2 separate regions of the Homo sapiens genome follow, and region 2 is linked to region 1. The links are chromatin contacts, found by Hi-C or POLR2A ChIA-PET in ENCODE. All regions are on one chromosome and are shown on one strand. Each heading gives the region's core, a stretch centred on a gene start or an enhancer-like site at or near the end of the contact. The rest is flanking DNA. Distances are from core to core; before and after follow the strand shown.

The links. Hi-C counts contacts between places; a loop is a spot of excess contacts on that map. ChIA-PET counts read pairs that join two places held with the same protein, here RNA polymerase II (POLR2A). Pooled maps may share reads with other maps.
Region 2: a map of astrocyte of the cerebellum shows a loop between it and region 1 (5-fold over the local background). The contact joins two enhancer-like sites. A Hi-C loop is called at or near these places in 6 of 168 maps with a recorded cell type or tissue (IMR-90, ascending aorta, astrocyte of the cerebellum and 3 more), 1 of 37 single-sample maps with no recorded cell type and 3 of 50 pooled maps. POLR2A ChIA-PET finds 5 or more read pairs at or near these places in 4 of 52 experiments (MCF 10A, Panc1, WTC11 and 1 more).

The regions. Positions count from the first base shown.
Region 1 is chr6:3,294,232-3,296,872 of GRCh38, forward strand. The region is part of intron 5 of SLC22A23 (solute carrier family 22 member 23); the gene reads right to left. Among named protein-coding and RNA genes, the nearest start is that of PSMG4, 37 kb to the left of the region's middle. RefSeq lists an enhancer at 2,474-2,641. Within about 2 kb of position 1,332, at least 2 of the 41 ENCODE cell types and tissues checked have a DNase peak (open chromatin) inside an H3K27ac peak, as active enhancers do.
Region 2 is chr6:3,425,742-3,428,382 of GRCh38, forward strand. The region is part of intron 1 of SLC22A23 (solute carrier family 22 member 23); the gene reads right to left. Among named protein-coding and RNA genes, the nearest start is that of SLC22A23, 30 kb to the right of the region's middle. RefSeq lists an enhancer at 1,784-2,641. Within about 2 kb of position 1,295, at least 4 of the 41 ENCODE cell types and tissues checked have a DNase peak (open chromatin) inside an H3K27ac peak, as active enhancers do.

The DNA.
Region 1 (2,641 bases), core at 82-2,581:
CAGTCACTGTCCAGTGACTTTTTGCTTATCTTACTACCATTTGAGCATTCGACATTCTACATTGAGTTACATTACTACCATTTGAGATTCTACAAAATCTGAAGCCTGAAATGCTCTAAAATTGAGAATCTTTTGAGCACCCACATGATTCTCAAAGGAAATGCTCACTGGAGCATTCAGATTTGGGATTTTTGGATTTGGAAAGCTCAACCAGTAAGTATCATACAAATATCCCCAAATCCCAAAACATCCAATCCCCAAAACACTTCTGGTCCCGAGCATTCTGGATAAGGGATGCTCAGCCTGTGAAACTGAAGGCACAGTGCCGTGTGTGGCACTCATCCCGGGTCTCGTTTTTGCATTAGGCTGCTGGCCACACGGCCACATTGGGAACCAGCGGGCCTTCTACTCCTGCTTTAAACGCTCAAAACCTCAGGAACTAATGACACAGGAGTGCTCTCAGCAGTTGGGCACGTTATGTGATATGAAGGTTGCAGGACTGACATTGAGAGAATGATGCTCAGGAACACACCCACATATCTAAACTCAGCTGCACAGGCCAGTAAGAACTTCACACTTGCTAGGAGATAAACCAAGGACAGCTTTAAAAGAGAAAAGGAAATAAGAAATTTGAGAACATCAGGTTTTCCCCCGGCATAAGTCCAAGGTTAGGATGTACTGATGGGGCAGTGAGCAGCCCCACTGGACCCCTACACGTACCTCCAGCCAGGCCCGAGACGCTTACTTACCCAGTGGCAATGCAACCGCAATCCTAACCCTTCCTTCCTATAGGAGTCCTGGGTTCGTTTAGCCCATAAATATTCATGGCACACCTGCTACGCGTCGCGTCAGGCCTTCGGCTGGGCTGCTGCTGGGGGCACAGAAGTGTCTGGCTCTACAGACGGGCCCTGCCTTGCCTGGCCTTGCCGCTCTGCAGGGGTGACAGGCAGTAATAAGGAACCCTGCAATTACTCGTCGTAGCTGGGATGAGGGGAAGCGGGGAGAAGTGCTGAAGTTGTAACAGTGAATAACTGGGGGCTGACTTGGTCTCTGAGGAGCTGGGCAAGGCAAGAGTGGGGAGCTGAGAGGACAGGGAGTGTGCACCGGGAGGGACCTGTGGAGAGGGAGACGGTGGTGTGTCCTGGGAGCCAAACGAAGGCCAGGGTGTGAGGTGGTGGGAGGCAGAGATCAGAGCCTCTGCAGTGGCCTGGAGGACCTGGGGTCTACCCGAAAGGCACTGGGAGGCACTGGAGAGGCTTGAAGCCGGTGGTGATGTGATCAGATCATGTGTGACCTGGTGGCAGGGAGGATGGAACAAAGCTGGGAGCCCAGCCAGCCGGCCAGGGCGCGAGAGGGTGACAGACACGAGGCTCGGAGCAGGTGTTGGCTGTGGGATTAGATGGGGTGATGGGAGGAAGATTCCATGCAGAAAACTGAGCCTGGGCAGAGGAAGCTGGAAGTGGGAGATGTAGCAACTGAAAGACACGCTGCCTTCCCCCACACTCAGCAGCCCTGCCAATCGTGCTGCCATCAACACATCTGACAGCTGGGGGTGGAAGAGAGCAGAGTCCACTGTGAAGGGCTGCGGGGCAGAGCCACCACCTGAGGACCGCTCCCCAAGGAGGTGAAGCCTCTATCCTCTTTGTTAAGTCACATGTCACCAACTGCCTCTCACCCAGCCTCCTGCCTGGGACTCTGGAAAGGAAATAAGCACCAGCAAAACTCATAAGCAAAGAAATAAATTTTTAAAAAGGATCTAATACCACTTTCCAAATATAGGAGGGAAATGAATCAGTGTAATTAGGATTTGAGAAAACAAGCTATTCCCAGACAATATTTTAACGTGAAAGAAGCAGAGTGTGATGACTTAATTAGGGAAATGCCACAAACAAATTGTACTGTAAGCCTAAGAGCATTAACCTGCTAACGAGTGAGGTCTGGGGAAATCTGGGAAAGCCATCTGGACCGTCCAAAACGAGCAAGCATGGCCCCGCTGGAGAAACCTGGATTGAGTACTCACTACTCAGCGCAGGGAAGTTTGTATCTATCCAGAGCTCTCCCTCATGTTAGAGCAGCGTGGCAAAGCCACCCCTGCTGGACTTTGCACCCCTGCTGGACAAGTCCTCGCTCAACTTCTTAGCAGCTGTGTGACCTCTGGAAGCTGCTTAGCCTCTCTGTGCTCCCGTTTCCTCATCGGCAAACGGGGCTAATTATAGTGCCTCTCTCATAGGCTGTCATGGAGAAATAATACACGTGAAGCACTTGGGGGCTAAATATTAAATATGAATTAATATTTGCAAATCACTTAGAAAAGGAGCTGAAATGTGAGTGCCATGTGAGTGTCATCGTGTTTCTCGTCACTGTCCCTGGATAAAAAGGGACCACAGATGCACCAGCACTCAGCACCCTTCATGTCAACCAGACCTGGCTCATGTCCTTCTTCTGTCCAGCGAAGCAAAAGCTTCAGGCGTCCCTGGGTAGGCCCCACCCCACCCAGCACGTGGTCCAGCCTGGGTGACCTGACTCTCACGGCCCTGCACAAGTTGAGGCAGAGGGTGACATCCTGGCTGAGCTACGGCAGCACCAAGGAGCTTCTAGTGACCTAGTGTCCCCGATCTTCTGAACTGGGAGTCTAACGAGA
Region 2 (2,641 bases), core at 45-2,544, 130 kb after region 1:
GGACATTATTACCAGTATGTCCATTTCACAGATGAAGAAACTGAGGCTGAGAAGTGATGCTAGTCCAAGATCAAGTGTCTCTTACATAAATTATAAATCTGTATCTGATTGAAACTCAGGTTCTTTCCCCCAGTAAACTCAAAGAAACAGCCCTAGTTCATACAAATAAATACAATTCTCTGGTTTATATTAATTTGTTACAGGTTATAGCATTTGTCTGGACAAATATTCAATACACTTTATGTGCATATAGAAGCAAAGTAGCATACTGAAAACAGGACAGGCTTCGGTGTTATTTCATTGTTACAGTGACTAAACAAATAATAATTTGTCAGGGGTCTGTGAATAGCAGATATTTGATACATGATGGCTGTTTAAGATACTAATATCACAGTATCTTTTTTAAATAGAATTTTTAGTACTGAAATGTTGAAAAAAGTTATGATCAACTCCCTATTTTAAAAACAAAGAAACTGAATAAGAGGTGAAGTGACTCATTCAGAATTAAAAAAGCTTATAGCCAAGTCAGACTTGAGCAGAGCCCAGGTTTCCTTGGGCTCAGCTGCTCCATACCAGACTGCCGTGGAAAATGTCATTTTCAGACAGGGTGACCTGATGCACAGGGACGCATGACTCTCCCAACAAATTTCACAAGTCAATTACTGCCAAGCCAGGACAACTGCTAATCTAATGGTCAGTGTGGTGGTACTACCTTCATTCTAGTCCCAAACTCTTACAACAGGAAGGATTAGGAAAAAAAAAAAATTAACATTTTAATTGAGACCTACTCTTAGGCTTCCTGCCAAATACTCATCTTTTTCTGTAACATATGAATCAGAGTACCTGAGATGGTAAACCAGTTTTTCTCCTGTTTCAACACTGGTGTAACCATCTTGAAGATGACATGATGCCTTTTTCTTTCTTTCTCTTTTTTTTTCTTGCTTTATTTAGCTCAAACTAGAAGCCAGTACAACCGTGGATCTAAATGATGACCTTTTCCATGAAAACAGCTAACACCAACCAGCTACAAACAAGGTACACAAAGCTGGAGGCTGCCCTGGGCCTACTCCACATCCCAAAGTTACTCAACTATAGTAGTTCTCAGCTGTAGTAGGTGTGACTGCTGCTACAGGACAGCATAATCCTTCAGGTTTTTACCCATTTGGACTTTGTCTTCATTGGGTTGGACTCTGGCTTACCACTGTCTCTGAGGAAGGGCATCGCATGGTAAGCGAGAGCCTGGTAGCATGGAATTCAGAGCCTAAAGTGGGGTCTGAGCCAGCTTGCGAATGTGCTGTCAAGCACAGCTGGGATGCAGGCTAAGAGCTCGGAGTTTGAGCCTGATAAGCCCCAGTTTTATTTCTAGTTTCGCCCCGCGGTCATCAGGGCAAGCTTTTTCACCGTGTGGGGGCTCAGTTTTAACATCTATGACGTAGGAGTCGCAAAACCTTCACCAGAGGGTTGTTACAAGAGTCAAAAATAACATCGGGAATGCGCCTGGTGCAGTAACCGGCACAAAGTGATTATTACTCATTAATTTTGTCTGTCAGTTAAGCAGGTCCTCGGGGGCTTATGTCTGTTGGTAAGTAACATTTTGGATCTGAGAGTAATAAAACTACTTCAAAAAGGGTTTTGATTACTTAGAGTCTGAGCTATTCATTTTAGCCTCACCCCTAACTGACCCAAATTAAGGGGTATTTTACTAGTTTTACATCCTGTCTGCATAGTCAGCACCAGATTAGAAAGTGGGCCAGACGAGGATGGAAGACGCCCTCCAGGGAGCAGCTGTGTTCATAGCTGGGAGATGCTGAAGGAGGAGCAGGTCCAGGTCTACCCGGGGCTCTACCGTGCTTTCAGGTCCTCCCACCACCTCTCAGGATGCCGTGCCCTTCACTTTGACCTCCTCAGCAGCATCCTGGGAACAGCAACAGCTTCGTTTCCAACACTTCCTGCAATCATTCCTTAAATATACTATTTTTCTGACCAAAAGAAAAAAAAAAGTAGGATGGTTCTCAAAAGCTGACAACACGATTACACCCAAGAGTGTGTTTTTATTTTCTTCCTTTGAACTAACTATTAATCTTCTAAAAACACCGTGCCAAACTGGCAGCATGACAGCAGAGTGTGACTGTGCAGGCTGGCTCCCGGCCCCCGCCCTCTGGTCGGGAGAGGAAGAAGGTCGGCTGCACCCGAGGTGGGGTGAGCCAGGAAGGCTCCCGACCTTCCACTTCAGTGCCTCCGGCATCCTGGGGACAAGCGGACTGAGAGGCAGCTCTCTAAGAGTTTCCTCAGATAGAACCTCAAAGCATCCTTAGGCCAAAGCCAGGATCACTACCCTGAGAACTCACCGGGGCCTGGCCAGATGCGTATGGGACAGCGAAAGGAGTAGAGAACACATGTCACAACTCAAGCCTCAGTAAGTGGACAGAGAAAGGGAGCAGAGACCCTCTCATGCCAAGGAGGCTGCAAAGCTGCCCAAGTCGCGGCCCTCACCAGAGTCTCTTATCAGAGACCTTCCTGCCCCTCCTCACCCTCCAGGCTGCTCAGAGTGGTACAGTGTTTTAATATTGGTGACAGGCCTCGGATGGCCAGCTCCTGAGGGGACATCCTTCTGTTACTTGTGGAGTTGGAATTACAGGAC